4 separate regions of the Homo sapiens genome follow, and regions 1, 3 and 4 are each linked to region 2. Evidence: chromatin contacts called from ENCODE Hi-C data. All regions are on one chromosome and are shown on one strand. Each heading gives the region's core, a stretch centred on a gene start or an enhancer-like site at or near the end of the contact. The rest is flanking DNA. Distances are from core to core; before and after follow the strand shown.

The links. A loop is a pair of places that touch in the nucleus more often than their neighbours do. Pooled maps may share reads with other maps.
Region 1: a loop to region 2 is called in a pooled map, with 7 times the contacts of the local background. The contact joins the promoter of PDCD5 here to the promoter of C19orf12 in region 2. A Hi-C loop is called at or near these places in 7 of 50 pooled maps.
Region 3: a loop to region 2 is called in a pooled map, with 4 times the contacts of the local background. The contact joins the promoter of DPY19L3-DT here to the promoter of C19orf12 in region 2. A Hi-C loop is called at or near these places in 9 of 50 pooled maps.
Region 4: a loop to region 2 is called in a pooled map, with 6 times the contacts of the local background. The contact joins the promoter of NUDT19 here to the promoter of C19orf12 in region 2. A Hi-C loop is called at or near these places in 6 of 50 pooled maps.

What each region holds. Positions count from the first base shown.
Region 1 is chr19:32,578,764-32,582,935 of GRCh38, reverse strand. It overlaps PDCD5 (programmed cell death 5), which reads right to left and starts at 1,746. Exons shown (of 6, transcript NM_004708.4): 1 at 1,609-1,746; 2 at 704-741. The coding sequence starts at 1,674. RefSeq lists silencers at 1,745-1,921, 1,267-1,996 and an enhancer at 2,207-2,296.
Region 2 is chr19:29,714,011-29,717,645 of GRCh38, reverse strand. C19orf12 (chromosome 19 open reading frame 12) reads left to right here and starts at 2,385. Exons shown (of 3, transcript NM_031448.6): 1 at 2,385-2,521. RefSeq lists enhancers at 1,026-1,245, 1,791-1,890 and a silencer at 2,061-2,850.
Region 3 is chr19:32,403,459-32,407,286 of GRCh38, reverse strand. DPY19L3-DT (DPY19L3 divergent transcript) reads left to right here and starts at 1,748. Exons shown (of 3, transcript NR_046201.1): 1 at 1,748-2,296. It overlaps DPY19L3 (dpy-19 like C-mannosyltransferase 3), which reads right to left and starts at 1,517. Exons shown (of 19, transcript NM_001172774.2): 1 at 1,378-1,517. RefSeq lists silencers at 1,136-1,885, 1,916-1,965.
Region 4 is chr19:32,689,539-32,693,921 of GRCh38, reverse strand. NUDT19 (nudix hydrolase 19) reads right to left here and starts at 2,101. Exons shown (of 3, transcript NM_001105570.2): 1 at 1,248-2,101. The coding sequence starts at 1,961. NUDT19-DT (NUDT19 divergent transcript) reads left to right here and starts at 1,626. Exons shown (of 2, transcript NR_186320.1): 1 at 1,626-2,559. LOC124904690 (a long non-coding RNA gene) reads left to right here. Exons shown (of 2, transcript XR_007067226.1): 2 at 1-957. RefSeq lists a silencer at 1,729-2,138.

The DNA.
Region 1 (4,172 bases), core at 497-2,996, 2.9 Mb before region 2:
TCTTCTCCCGAACCCTCCCTTCCTATTTCTGTAGACCCAGCACAGTGCCTGACCCAGAGCAGGTGCTCTATAAATATTTGCTGGAGAGGAGGAGTAAGAAGGTGAGGAAGGGGAAATAGAGAATTGTCCAGTAGCTAAAGGTTTCAGTCTTGCAAGATGAAAACATTCTAGAGTGTGAACACTACTGAAGAGCACACTTAAAAATGGTTGTGATGGTGAAATTTTATTTAACCACAATTTTTAAAAAATGATAGCATGATAGGGTAATCACATACTCATTCAATAAACCTGCCACCGAATCAATTACCTGCATCTGTCTCAGGTGCTGTGCGCTGTGTTGGGATAAAACAATCAGAATAGCTTACCAGTTAACACTTATTGAGCACTTACTAAGTGAGGCACCGGACTCACGTCACCCCCACAGCCGAGGAAACTGCCACAGCTGCCTATTATCAGGCTCATTTTTAAGGTACTCACATTGTAGCAGAGAAACATCAACCAGTAATTGCAATACAAGGTCTGATGTGGAGCTGCACACGTGTTTATTTAACAATAATGAAGATACCCTGCGGATGATTTTGGCCAAATCACCATTCCAGCAAAACAAAAAAATCTGAGTCACACACCTGCTTAAAATAACTACAGCAAAAGAAATCCATTTGGTGAAACCACCCTTCAAAAAGTTCACGTTTCCAGCCCATACCTGTGCTTTGCTTCCTGTTGGGCCGCATCACCAGGATCCTGGAAAAAAAAAACTTAAATTTAATAGAGAAATTTCACGGGAGGCGGCGGGAAAAAGGAACGGTTCTGTTGTTTCCTATACATAACAGTCTCTTGCGGTGGTAGAAACAACTCCCCAAATAAGAAACTGGGCCTCACAGAAATCAATGAACTAGTTCCCACTTACAACGTTTTGATGAACGTCTAAAACCACAACCTCAGAAGGCTTTGGAATACAGAGCACCCTGGGGAGGGGAATCCCTGTATTACGAAACCGTGTTTCACATGTAGGAATAATTTCTGGAAAATAAAACGGGCCTCGGTATTAGGGACAACGATAACTCAAAGACTGCGCCCTCCGTCCCTAAGGTCCCGGTCCCTTATCAGAAACGCCTCTCCGGGCGTGTGATCCATCCAAGCTTCCCAGGCGGCCCCTCCCTGTCATCCCGGCGGGGCAAGCGTTCCTCCGACCCTGCCGCGCTCTCAGCACCGGGAACACAGCGGACCCTCAATACCTGTCGGCTAAACTTGGGTCATAACAACTGAACTCCGGAAAAACTGAATTCGGTCCGGCTGCTGGCTCCAAAAGCTGAGATTGTGCTTGGATCCAGGCCCGCCAGGACGAGCCCGCTCCAGGCTAGGGGACCCCACACCCCAACGCCAGGGCAGGTCCCGCACGTGGCGGCCCCCGCCGCCAGCCTCCTGGGCCCCTCGCGACGAGGAAAGCGACGAGGCCACCTCTGAGCCGGCCACGAGGCCGCCAGGGCAGCGCAGGGGACCGGGGCCCCGGGGAGGCGCCCAGAGCCTCCGCCCCGGAGGCGCGCCCTACACTCCGGGCGAGGGCGGCGCCCCGCGAGGGCCAAGCCTGGCGGGGGCTGATGCGCTCACCCCGTGTTTGGCCTGCAGCTCGGCCAGCCTCTGTCTCCTCAGCGCCTCAAGCTCCTCGTCCGCCATGGCTCGGCGTCAGCGCTGGAGCAGCCGCGGTCACTCTCGCAGCCCCTCGGCGCGAGCGCGGCCTTGACCACTGCGCAGGCGCTCGCGGGGCCCAGGCGCCACCAATCCAGCCCGGAGCCACGCCCCGCGCCGCTGCCAGGGCGCCGGCAGAGGCCCGATTCCCCGATTTCAGGCGGTCGAGCTTGGGCGCACGGAGGGGCGGGGCCTGGGGCGGGGCCTCCGGGATCCACCTCCCACCCGTGATCGGCGCCTCTGCGTGCAGGGACTTGGGCTGCGCTGGGGCGGGGCTGCGCTTTGGAAAGGTTAAAACCTGAAAGTGTGGCATCAACAAGTATAATAATTATGGGTGCAATGTGCTGGTGACCTAGAGGGTTAGGCGTATATTATCTCTATTTATAGATGAGGAACCAGGGGCGCAGGAAGGCTGAGTGGGGTGATGGAAATGTCCTAAAGCTGGATCGTGGCGGTGGCTGCCCGGCTCCTCGGTGCACACAGAGGCCGGCCGGTGGCTCGCCGCCTGTGGTCCCGACGCTTCGGGAGGCGGTAGGGTCATTTGAGGTCAGGAGTTAGAGACCAGCCTGGGCAATATGGCAAGAGCCTATCTCTACTAAAATTTTAAAAAACTAGTTGGGCGCGGTGATGTGCACCTGTAGTCCCAGCTACTCAGGAGGCTGTGTCAGGAGGATCGCTGGAGCCCGGAAGTTCGAGGCTGCAGTGAGCCTTGATCTCGCCACTGCACTCCAGCCTGGGAGACACAGCCAGACCCTGTCTCTAAAAAAAAAAAAAAAAAAAAAAAAAGTGCACATCTGCCTCCTCGCCATCTGCCTCCTCCACGCACAAAAGGGCTTTTCCTGGGAGGATACTGCAGTGGGCAGCTGTGGCTGGTGTAAACTCTTTGGTGGAACAAATCCCTTCTGCCTTTGACTTGGGGGAATTGGGGGCAGAGAGGATATTCAGCTACCTAAACGTGTGACTCATACAGATTCTGTTTGTTTGTCTGTGTGTGTGTTATTTTATTTTTTACATTAAAAAAATACAGATGGGGTCTCGCTATGTTGCCTAGGCTGGCCTCTATCTCCTGAGCTCAAGCAATCCTTTTGCCTCAGCCTCCCAAACTGCTAACATTACAGGCATGAGCCACCACACCTGGCCTGTGTGTTTTAATTGTGGCAAAATATACACAATACAAAATTTACCATTTTCACCATTTTTAGGTGTACTTTTCAGTGGTATGAAATGCATTATCGTGCAGTTGTCACTCAATCTCAGCTCACTGCAACCTCCACCTCCCGGGTTCAAGCGATTCTCCTGCATCAGTCTCCCAAGTAGCTGGGACCACAGGCGTGCACCACTGTGCCCGGCTAATTTTGTATTTTTTAGTAGAGATGGGGTTTCACCATGTTGGTCAAGCTGGTCTCGAACTTCTGACCTAAAGTGATCCACCTGCCTTGGTCTCCCAAAGTGCTGGGATTACAGGCATGAACCACCTTGTCCACCATCAATCTCTACAACTTTTTTTTTTTATCATCCTGAACTGGAACTCTACCCAGTAAAGATTTAGGTTGGTGTGAGGGGCCTCTAATGGGAATGGGTGGGGGTGGGAGGGGTCTGAGAATAATAATCAGTCTCCACCCATTCTCATTCTAGTTTCTATGAATTTGCCTATTCTGGGTATCTTGTATATGTGGAATCATACAATATTTGTCCTTTTGTGACTGGCTTACTCCACCTAGCATATGTCTTAAAGGTTCATTCATGTTGTAGCATGTGGCAGAATTTCTTTCCCTCTTTAGACTGAATATATTCCATTGTATGGATATACCTAGCACATTTTGTTTATCCATTCATCTGACAATGGACACTTAGGTTGCATCCACCTTTTGGCTATTATTAATAATGCAGCTATGAACATGGGTGTAGAAATATCTGTTCAGGTCTGTGCTTTCACTTTTGGATATATACCCAGAAGAGAAATTGTTGGATAATGTGATAATTCTGTGTTGAGGAATGGCCATACCATTTTCCACAGCAACTGCACTATTTTACATTCCAACCAACAGTGAATGAAGGTTCCAATTTCACCGTCTCCTCACCAATATTTGTTGTGTTCTGTTTTTTTGTTTGTTTGTTTTTTGATTGTTTTTGATAGTAACCATCCTAACGGGTATGAGGTGAGGTGTTGTGGTTTTGATATGCATTTCTCTAACGATTAGTGATGTTGAGCATCTTTTCATGTGCTTGTTGGCCATTTGTATATCTTCTTTAGAGAAATGTCTACTCTAGGCCAGGTGCGATGGCTTACTCCTGTAATCCCAGCACTTTGGGAGGCTGAGGAGGGCAGATCACTAGGTCAAGAGATTGAGACTATCCTGGCCAACATGGCGAAACCCTGTCTCTACTAAAAATACAAAAATTAGCTGGGCGTGGTGGCACGCACCTGTAGTCCCAGCTACTCAGGAGGCTGAGGCAGGAGAATCACTTGAACCCGGGAGCCGGAA
Region 2 (3,635 bases), core at 1,136-3,635:
TGACTCTGGCTGGCCGTGTGAACACCACCTAGCACCCTAGGGCATTGTTGGGCCCATCAGCAAGAGAATGTTTTGTCAAGGTGGGGGTAGAACTGGATTTCCCACTACCTTGGGCCCATGAGGCTCATGGGACTTTGGAGAAGCCGCTCATTTTCACATTCTGTAATGTAAACAAGAATAATCTAGATTCATATATATTACCTCCTTTTATGTTGAGAACAACCCTATAGGATAAGTACTACTCTTGTTGCCATTTCCCAGATGAGGAAACTGAGGCACGGAGACGTGGAAGAACTTTCCCTAGGTCACTGTAAGCAGCATAAAGCATCGCTGTGTGCTGGGCCAGTGCCATTTCCGCGCCACCACCGAGACCCCACGGCACGCCTTGCTCACTGTGCAGGAGGCCGCAGTTGCCTTTAGGAGCATGAGGCACTGTGTGCTCCATCTCTGGGGTTCAGAGTGTGCGGTCATGTTATGCCTGCATTCGTATCAGAATGAGGCCCAGGAGGCTGATGGGTTGCAGATTTGCATGCAATGGCGCGATCTCGGCTCACTGCAACCTCCATCTGCCGGGTCCAAGCGGTTCTCCTGCCTCAACCTCCCGAGTAGCTGGGACTACAGGCTTGCACCAACCATGTCTGGCTCATTTTTCCATGTTTAGTGGAGATGGGGTTTCACCATGTTGCCCAGGCTGGTCTCAAAGTCCTGGCCTCAGGTGATCTGCCCGCCTCGGCCTCCCAAAGTGCTGGGATTACAGGTGTGAGCCACCGCGCTGGGCTGCATGAACCTCTTACATGCTTGCCTTCTCTGGAGGGCCTGGACTTTGAAGCTTCTTTCACTCCCAGCATCTTTCCCTACACAGGCCCTCTTCCCCACTATCTCTGGGGGAGGAGTCTGCAGGCCAGTTCTGCAATGTGCCGCCAGAGGGAGCTGCCCGCAGAGAAACGGGAGCGCCACACTCAGGCCCCAGGAAGGCAGCAAGCTGAGTTCCCCTGGCCTCAGTTCACTTTCCCTCTTGAAAGTCACCCAAACTCAAGCAAAAGCTCCGATTCAGGAATAAATGGGGTTGTTTTATCCCAGCCAAGGCCTGGGGAAGCTTGGTATTAAGAGCGTTTGTTCCATTCTTTTAAAAATGGAAAAGGGTCCGTCCTCTGGGTGCCCATGGCACCCTGGAAAGCAGGCAGAGTGCTGGTCACAGGCGGAGACTTTGAGATACCGAGACCGAGGCTGGAGTTTGGGCCCTGAAACTTTCTAACCAGGATGGCCTTGGGCAGAGCAGCCTGTGTTTAGAGCTTCCCATCTGTAATATAGCAGTGACAACCATGCCTGCTTTGCAGGGTTCCTGTTAGGATTAATTCTCTATAGAGCCCCCCAGAAGCCACTTTTGGATTTGAGATGGTTCAAGGCCAGACCTTGCATGACAAGAGTAGGGACAGCTTTCCACAGGCCTCAATAAAGTAGTATTCCCAGGCAGTTCTGCAACCCCAGCCTCATGCCCTTTGCACCTTCCTAAGAGGCTGCCTTGCCTCAGCTTTGGTCCCCATCCAAGACTCCTAAGAGCAAAGCCAGTTCTTTTCCTTTTTTTTCTTTCTTTAAGAGACGGTCTCACTCTGTCACCCAGGTTGAAGTGCAGTGGTGGGATCATAGTTCACTGCAGCCTCGAACTCCTGGGCTCAAGCAATCCTCCCGCTTCAGCCTCCCAAAATGCTGTAGGTCACAGGTATGACTCACCCACCCGGCCTAATTTTTATTATTATTTGTAGAGATGGGATGTCACTGTGTTGCCCACGCTCGAACTGCTGGGCTCAAGCAATCCTCCCTCCTCAGCCTCACTGGCAGCTGGGATTACGAGTCCCACCCAACCTGCTTCTCCTTTTGCAACCCCCAGACCCAGAGGCTCCAGAGCAGGCTCTGGAACAGAGGAAATCTGGCTCCGGCCCACACATTCACCAAATACTGACGCAGCACCCTTGACCTCCAGATGCCCCTGTGCTCTCTTCTGTGCCCAGGCTGCGGGGAGAGAGGGGTCCTCCAGGCCAAAGGGAGGGAGGTCTCCGGGAGGTCCCCGCGGTCCTGGAGGCAGGTGCGCGGGGCCCGGATGTGATCATGCGTGCGCGTGGGAGAAAGGCAGGGCTGGGCCTGCGGGAGCGCGGCCTTGCGGTTCCCAGGACTCTTCTCCGGGCGCCTCGTCTCCTTACGCCACCCGCAACCCAAGCCAGGGCCCCGGTGACAGCGGCGGGGTGGGCCAGGACCGGGGAGGGGGTGCCCAGCAGCGACCCCCGGCTCCCCCTAAGGCCGGGCGCAGCTCGGAGCCAGGAGCTGGCCCGGCGCGTGGCTTCCCGGAAGGCCCGGCGCAGCCGGAAGGTGGGACGGAGGGCGGGGCCAGCGCCGGGGCCGCCACCAAGGCCTGCGCGACCCTCCGCGGGGCTGGGGAGCTGGGCGGGGAGCCCGGGGCCTGCCAGGCCCGGGCTGCAGCCGCGTCTGATCGCCGAGCGCGCCGCGTAGACCTCCGCTCCCCCAGGTAAAGGAGCGCCCGGAGCCGGGGCGGGGCGCCTCCCAGGCCGCGCCCCGCGAGAGGAGGGGGCACCCCAAGAGCAGGCCTGGAGACCCGGGAGTGCCTTGGGGAGAGGGTCCCCGCCCTGCCGGGAGCCCGGCCCTCCCGGTGCCGGGGTGGACACTGTTAGTGTAGTCATTGTCCCTATGGAGAAACTGAGGCATGGAGAGGCTGAAGTCACACAAGTAAGCAGCAGAGCTGGGACTAGAGTCCCGGGCCCTGGCTCGCTGTCACCCAGGAGTGGCGTAGGCATGGGTGTGGTGGGTGGGGGTGGGGTGCGGGTGGTGGATGTGGTGGGAGTGGGTGAGGTTGGGTGGGGTGGGGATGTGGGTTTGGCGGGGGTGGGGTGCGGAATGTGATGGGTAGGGGTGGGGTAGAGTGGGGGTGGCTGGTGGGGCAGGGGCGGGGCTGGGGGTGGGGTGCTAGGTATTATAAATGTGAAGCGGATCCTGACAGGACACCTGTGGGGCAGCGGAGCTGGGCTGAGCCATATGGGAAGAAAATCTGGGCGCTAGTTTAGATTTGGTCAGGAAGGGTCGTTAATGCTTTAGGAGGTGAGATTAGTTTTGGGGATGGCAGGTAGTTTGTTGAGCTTTTGTTTAGACAGTCTTGCTCTGTTGTCCAGGCTGGAGTGCAATGGCGCGATCTCGGCTCACTGCAACCTCCACCTCCCTCGTTCAAGCAATTCCCCTGCCTCAGCCTCCCTAGTAGCTGGGATTACAGGCGACACCACCAAGCCTGGCTAATTTTTTTGTATTTTTAGTAGAGACGGAGTTTCACCATATCGGCCAGGCTAATCTCAAACTCCTGACCTTGCGATCCACCTGCCTCAGCCTTCTGCAATGCTGGGATTACAGACGTGAGCCACCCCGACCAATTTTTGTATTTTTTAGTAGAGACGGGGTTTCACCATCTTGGAATAGCACCTGTAGTTCCAGCTACTCGGGAGGCCGAGGCGGAAGAATTGCTTGAGGCCAGTTCCCGACCAGCCTAGGCAACACAGGGAGACTGCGTTTCTGGAAAAAACAACAACAACACCAGCAACAACAAAAAGCAGGAAGGAAGGGGAGAGGGAAAGAGA
Region 3 (3,828 bases), core at 499-2,998, 2.7 Mb before region 2:
GTGGGAGTAATGGGTGGGGGGGAGCAGGAGCCTGGTTTGGCAGCAGCAAGTGGGAGGCGGGGGAGTGGTGGCAGTGAGTAAGCGGGTTCCAGTCCTCCAGAACATCTTGCTTCACTCCTCTGAATAATGAACAGCCTCTTACTAATTATTTCTTAAATGTGACTAGTAGCCTGACATGATTGTTTCCACAGTTTATTAATTCCTAAGGGTAACTTGCTCTACAGAACAAACCAACTAACATTATACAATTCATGTATTCATTCATACCAAAAAAAAAAAAAAAAGCAGGAAGCCAGATTTAAGTACTGTGCTTTCAAGCACTGGAAATGGAGAATCTGGAACAGAGAGGGAGAAGAGGAGTGTTTAACAAAGTCCTACAGCCACAGATGGGCTTATCCCCCATGTGACCTCATCCTAGAGTCCTCCCTAAGTGTGAGAGGACTTTTTTAAACAATTCATATATTCTAATATGTTAAGGCAGAAAACCAACACATATTTAAGTACCAATTATGTGTCAGGCACTGCAACAGTCCCATGAACTAAGAAAAAAAGTTCCTCCATCAGATCAAAAGGAATGCCATTGTAAACAACTGAAAAGGGACCAGAAGCGATTCTTTATTAATAAGGACGACTAGCGCTAGCCGGGCGAGGCGGCTCATGTAATCCCAGCGCTTTGGGAGGTTGAGGCAGGAGGATGACTTCAGACCATGAGTTTGAGACCAGCCTGGGGAACAGAGCGAGACCCTATCTATACAATAAAATAGCCAGGCTCGGTGGTGCATGCCTGTGGTCCCAGCTACTCCAGAGGCTGAGGTGGGAGAATCGCTTGAGCCCAAGAGTTCGAGGTTGCAGTGAGCCGTGATAACGCCACTGCACTCCAGCCTGGGCGAGACAGCGAGACCCCTGTCTCTAAAAAATAAAAATAAAAAAGCCTAGCGCTCTAGTGAGCATCCCCTGGACGAGGCAGGCACCGGGTCCGCTTACCTACGCGCCACGCCCCTGCACACCTGGCGTCCCCATCAGGTAGGTCTCCAAGGACAGGGGCAGCCGGGAAGTTCAGGCACGCGCCCCAGCTCTCCCAAGACCGCGAGCGGCCGCCGGGGTCGCAGCCCAGGCCCTGCCTCGCCGCACGGCCGACGAGCAGAAGCCGCTCCGCAAACTTGGTCCTTCCGGAGCCCAGCCCGGCCCGCGTCCCGGCAGACACTCCCGCGCTCCGCCCCTCCCGACGCCCCGACGCCGCGGCCGCGCCCCCCGACTGCGCCACGCGGCGGGGAGGGGCGGCCCCAGGGGCTCGGGGCTGTAGCCGAGGGTTCCGCCGGCGCCCGCCCGCCCTCTCGGTAGACCCTCGCCCGCGCGTCCCGGCGCGCCGCCACAGACCTGCGGCCTCAGCCGTCCTCACGCGCGGCTCCGGGAGGGGAAGGAGGCCGACGGGGCTAGGCGGGAACGGGGCCGCGCCACGGGCCGCAGCGCGCCGCGGGTACAAGGAGGGCAGAACCGCCGCGGAGCTTTGTGGAAATGAGGGGCTGGGGGGCGTCAACAGCCCCGGGGAGGGGGCGCGCCGGAGAGGCCGGGCGGCTGCCCCCGCGCCCATAGGCCCCGGGAGCTGTTCGTCAACACTAGGCCCCGCCTCCTCCCGCGGTTCCCCGCCTCGTCTCGTGCTGCGCTGGCCGGAAGGAAGCGGCACACTTCCGCTTGCCTGGTCCGCATTGAGTCCGGTCTGTTCCGGAGACTCTGAGCGCGGCCGCGGAGCTGCAGTGGCGGGGAGTGGGGTGCGGATCTTGTGTTTGCGCACGCAGTCGCCGGCCACCTCAGGCCGGAGCTAGAGATACGGCTCGGGATAGGAGGGCCCGGCGGCTCTGAGGCAGGTTCGCCTCGAGCCGCACGGCCCGGAGCAGCGGCTCCGCGGTGGTCCCCGGGGCTTGAGAGGGGTGCGGGCCTGGGAGCCCCTGAGGGCCTGATTTACGGAACTCCCCCTCCTTCCTCCTTTCTGCCGTTCCCTGCTCTGTGGCGGATGCGCAGGGATCAGTAGGGACGGCAGCAGTAGGGCCACTCGGGCCTGCCCCGCTTCCCGCATTGCCCGGTTTGGCGCGCCGCCTCCGGGCCTTGGCAAAGCCCCAGCGCCCGATTGTCACTGACCAGTGCTTGGAAGTCCTTTACCGACTGCCCGTCAGCGTCCCGCGGAGAGGATTTTGCGTCTCCAAAGACGCCCCTCTTCCGAAAACAGGCTCCTCTGTGTTCTCAGTCGGGTATATTTTTCTGTCTCCAAACTAGATTGGCAGCCGTTTTTTGAGAGCAGGTACTGACTGTGCTTTATTTCTAGATACTTTTCTTAGTCACACCACGGAAAACACTAGGTGGAACCTTTTTTAAAATTATTTTTTACAGGTGAGGCTCTCAGTCTGTCGCCCAGGCTGGAGTGCAGTGGTGCTATCACGGCTCACTGCAACCTCGGCCTCCTGGGCGCAAGCGATCCTCCCGCCTCAGCCTCCGGAGTAGCTGGGACCACAGGCTCGCACTACTATGCCCAGCTAATTTTTAAATTTTTCGTAGAGATGGGGGTCTTGCTTTGTCGTCCAGGCTGGAGTGCAGTGGTGTGATCGTAGCTCACTGCAACCTTAGTCCCCTGTGCCCAAGTGACCCTGCTTCCTCAGCCTCCTGAGTAGCTGAGATTCATTTTAATTTTTATAGTGATGGGGTCTCGTTGTGTTGACCAGTCTGGTCTAAAACTCCTGAGTTCAAGCAGGCCTCCTGCCTCAGCTTCTCAAAATGTTGGGATTACAGGCTTTAGCCACTGCAGCGGGCCCATCAAACGTTGTATTTGTCAGTACATAATTTACATGTTAATTGATTTTTGTTAAAGGGATGGCCATCTGGGACCTCCACCCGTGAAAAGGCGGCTCATTGGTCTGACTCCAACACTAAATTACGCCATCCAGGAAGCCTTTCCTAGTCACCTCTGTTGGAGATCGTCCTCCTTTGTGTGTCGGTTGTTAGTAAAGAGCACACGTTCTGTGGAAAGATGTTGAGGTATCTGCTGGATGGCTTTGATAGAAACAAATGTCAGCTGTTTTTTCAGATGGCATTTGTCTTGTTTCAGCCTGGTTGTTGGTAGCTTTTCTGTCGCCTGGCTTGAGGGCAAGGACTGTATGTTTATTTTTCACGTTAAGATGCCTTTATGTGCATGTGTCTGTTTCATGAATACATAGGTGAATTGAGTTCCCCTTAAATAGGATTTCCCTCTTATTTTATAGGTTTTTTTTTTTCTCTCAAGTTGTTTCACTCTGGGGGAAATGTGACCATTGTGAAATATCATCGCTTAGTTAAAAAGAAAGTAGAATTCAGCAGTAGCTGCTTTTTTTAATACTATGAAAAGACATTCCTAAGCAAGATGAAGCTTTGAGACTTTTCCTAAGTAGGACCTACTGCTGAGAGTAAGTCTTGGGGAGAATAAGCCAATTAAGAATGAGTCTTTGGTTCTGATAAAGTAACCATGGAGGTGATGGATAATGAGTGTAGGTCCTTGCTCACACTTCTGGCCATATGAGCCCGGAGCCAGGGAGGTACTATAAAAGGAATGGGCTCCTGTAATGGACTGTGACTGCAGTGGTGGTATATAGCAAGACTTCCGGTTTGCAGTAGGTTTAGAAGCCTAAATAGTCTCCCTGGTTGTCTCTGCCAGGGCCACAAATAGTTGTGCTGTGCATCTCAAAAGTGTGGTCTGGGGATCTGCAGCGTCACTGTCACCATCACTTGGGAGGTTGTTAAGAAATGCATGTTATCAGGCCCTACCCCACGCCTACTCAATTTAGAATCTGTAGGGCTAGGGGA
Region 4 (4,383 bases), core at 852-3,351, 3.0 Mb before region 2:
GAAGTAGCTAGAGCAGTCATTGCCCAATTCCCAACAGCAGATGGGGTGCCCTGTTTAGAGGCGGGATTGAGAGGTGAAGCCCCTGGACTTCCTGGGTCCAGTGGGGACTTGGAGAACTTTTCTGTCTAGCTAAAGATTTGTAAATGCACCAATCAGCACTCTGTAAAAACGCACCAATCAGTGCTCTGTGTCTAGCTAAAGGTTTGTAAATGCACCAATCAGTACTATGTAAAAACGCACCAATCAGTGCTCTGTCTAGCTAAAGATTTGTAAACGCACCAATCCGCACTCTGTAAAAATGGACCAATCAGCACTCTGCAAAATGGACCAATCAGCAGGACATGGGCAGGGCCAAATAAGGGAATAAAAGCTGGCCACCCAGCCACCAGCACCCAACCTGCTCTGATCCCCTTCCGCTGTGGGAGGTTTGTTCTTTTGCTCTTTGCAATAAATCTTGCTGCTGCTCACTCCTTGGGTCCGCACTACCTTTATAAGCTGTAACACTGACCACAAATGTCTGCAGCTTCGCTCCTGAAGCCAGCGAGACCACAAACCCACCAAGAGGAACAAACAACTCCTGACGCACCACCTTTAAGAGCTGTAACACTCACTGCGAAGGTCTGCGGCTTCAATCCTGAAGTCAGCGAGACCACGAACCTACCAGAAGGAAGAAACTCCAGACACATCTGAACATCTGAAGGAAGAAACTGGACACACCATCTTTAAGAACTGTAACACTCACTTCGAGGGTCCGCGGCTTTATTCTTAAAGTCAGCGAGACCAAGAACCCACTGGAAGGAACCAATTCTGGACACACCAGGAGCTGGAGACGAGCCTGGGTGTGCAACACAGAGAGACAAGACCCCCATCTGTACCAAAAATAAATAAAAATAGGAAGACTGGATCATATTAAGTCTGTTCTCCAAGAAAACCAAATTAAACGGCTGTGGAGATGTACTATGTCTACACATGTACAAGTGCTTACACAGTGGCCACGCTGGAGGAACCACGTGGAGAGACAGGCTCCAGGCCTTGAGACCCCAAAGCCTAGGAAAGCAGAGAGCACTTCACCAAGAGCATGGCTTTGGTCTACAGGGGTGAGAGTTTCCAGCCCGTCTAAGCGTTCCTTGCTGCTTAATCTCTCTGGGCTTGGCCTATGCGGGGGTCCCTTGGGGGCCTGGGCCGCTGGGAGGGGTCCTCCCTCTCACGTCCTGGCGGTCCGCAGCAAGGCCCTGAGCAGGCCTTACCTGGTAGCCCACCACCTCCGCCAAGTCGGGGTAGACGGGCGGCGGCTCGCGCAGGCAGCACAGGAAGAAGGCCGTGTCAAAGCGGCGAGTGGTGCCCCGCAAGAAAGGGGTGAGCCAGGCGCTCCAGTTGTGCAGCGCCCAGATGTCGGGTGTGCAGTCGAGGTGGGCGCACAGCCGCAGGAAGTGGCGCGGGTCCTGGCGCACGCGGTCGCGCCAGGAGGCCAGGCCCGGCGGTGGCTCCAGGGCGAGGCCAGGCCCGGGTGCTGGGCCTGGTGGGGAAGTCCTGGGCCGCAGCAGCAGCACGCCCGCCTCCTCAAAGGCCTCCCGCACGGCGCAGATGCGGAAGGCTACGTCCTCAGGCAGCGTCCCAGTGTTGTCGGTCTTGTGGTCATCGGTGTCGGGCAGCGACGGGAAAGCGGTGCGGCTGAATGGCGCCGGGCCCAGGCCGAAGCGCGGCGGCCCGTGGTGCGGCGCGAAGAGGCCCAGCCAGTCCGCCGAGCGGTCGGCCGCATCCAGCACTCCGCCGGAGAAGACGTGCGCGCCCGGCATGAAGCCTTGGTGCGGGGAGCGCTGCAGCAGCAGCAGCCGGAAGCCCTCGGCCGGCGGCGGGCGCGACGGCGGGGTGGCGGTCTCCGGGCGCGACCAGCCAGCCGCCAGGACGATGCTGGCCGCCCGCCGCCAGCGGCTGGGGCCCGGCCGCAGGGAGCTGCTCATGGCGCGCAGCTTCCCGGATCCGATTCTGGCGCGGCCTGAGCTCCACGGCAGGTGGCCCGGCCCTGCAGGGACCCCAGCACCTCCGGGGGCCTCGCGGGAATTGAGGACGAGCCTCTGGCGTTGGGTGAACCTGGGCGTTTGGTCGGCAACGGCGCCTGCCTGTGGGAGGGGCACCCGAGCAGGGACCGCCTCGAGTGCACTGGGGCCCAGCTAGGGCACTCTCGCGGGACAATGGGTGTCACGGCAGCCAGCGACCGTTTGTCATTCACAGCTGCCTGAAAGGAGGACCGCAGTATTCCCACGCAGGAAGCTTGGACCAAAAGCAGGAATGCTTAAGGGCGCATATGACTTGCCATGGTAAAAAACAGGATGCCAACCCAGGCCTGATGACATCCACCTCACTAAAAGCTAAGGACTAGGACTTTCTGCTTTAAACAAGGACCCACATGTGGGTGTTTTCTGTGGGAGAGGGAGAGAGGACATTCGAAGGGCAGAAGTCTGACCTTTGCAAGCACACGTGAACCACACCAATGAGAAATGAATGGACGAGCCAGATGCCAATTTATAAATTTCCTACTGCACACCTTGAATGTGAAAGGTACTCCCAGAGTAATTTCTCTCGTGTTCTGGTTACCTTTTATTGTCAGGGCGCCTGGGGACGGCCTTAGGTGTCTTAGGACATTTGACGAGTTCCACTTTGATGGGAGATGTTTAATCTGGGCCTCCACATGGAGATTTCTCTCCACCTTGTTAGTGTCTAGAAGACTTCCACCTCCAATAGCAGGATTATGATCTTTTGAAAAGCCTGTGTAAATTTGAGTCTTTTCTTTTATAACTCCTTATCAGTCACCGACAGCTTTTCCCATAATTGCTATTATAATTGGATCACACATTTGTTATGTTTTTGGATGAAATACACTATACCCCTGCCGACCCTCACAAACCATCATTTTAATGTGGGTTATTTCCTGGGTAGAATCCACAGATGACATTGTCAATATTTAGGGGTTTTGTTTGTTTTTTTGTTTGAAGAGACCTGGTCTCTGGCCAGGCGCTGTGGCTTACACCTGTAATCCCAGCACTTTGGGAGGCCGAGGTGGTCGGATCACCTGAGGCCAGGACTTCAAGACCAGCATGGCCAACATGGCAAAACCCCGCCTCTACTAAAAATACAAAAATTAGCTGGGTGTGGCGGCCCGCGCCTATAGTTGCAGCTACTCAGGAGGCTGAGGCAGGAGAATCACTTGAATCTGGGTGGAGGTTGCTGTGAGCCAAGATCCTGCCACTGCATTCCGGCATGGGTGACAGAGCGAGACTCTGTCTCAAAAAAATAAATAAATAAATAAAATAAAAATACAGAGCAATGGAGAGAAAGGCACTCAGGTGATTAAAGTAACATGTCTTCAATACTAGGAGTAATAATAATCCTAGGGGATAATAATATTAGTAGTTACTGGGTACAGTGTGTGAGGCACTAGGAACTTTATTAGTATTAGTTGTGTAATTCTTACAAAACCCCATGAAGTGGAAACAGTTACCACTATTTTACAGATGACTAACCATTTATGGAGGGATTAAGGGTCTTAAGAACATACTACTCCCTTTGCTGTAAAATAACACCGTGGTTTTGTAGGTGAATGTGTGTGTTTCAACATCAGCTGGTTTTCACAGAAGCTGGTTACTCATGAGTGAGATGACCAAGTCCTGGTCCTGGGTGCATAGCAAAACAACAGAAACTGAACCTTTTTTTTTTTTGAGAGGGAGTCTGGCGCTCTCACCAGGCTGGAGTGCAGTGGTGCGATCTCGGCTTACTGCAATATCTGCCTCTCGGGTTCAAGCAATTCTCCTGCCTCAGCCTCTGGAGTAGCTGGGATTGCAGGCGCATGCTACTACGCCTGACTAATTTTTGTATTTTTAGCAGAGACAAGGTTTCATCATGTTGGTGAGGCTGGTCTCTAACGCCTGACCTCAAGTGATCTGCCTACCTCAGCCTCCCAAAGTGCTGGGATTACAGGTGTGAGCCACCACACCTGGCAGAAACTGGACCTTAACCAACACAGAACAGTGTCCAAAATGTGCACACTGCCATGACTGTCATATTTGGGGCACTGAGATGACACAATTACAGTTTATGGATTCAGAGATCATGTCATATAAACTCAGTTATCTGAACTGTAGCCAAGAAATGATACAGAAGCAAAGAACTATCCATGAGCATTCAAAGAGATACAGATATCATATTCATATCTAAAGTGCTCTGCTCACAGGATAATTTGTGGATATGTTATTTACCTAATGCTGTTAACAAATTAGTCAAAAACTTGGTGGATTAAATCAATAAACACTTATTGTCCAGGCATGGTGGGTAATGTCTGTAACCCTAACACTTAGGGAGGGCGAGGCGGGAGGATAACTTGAGGCC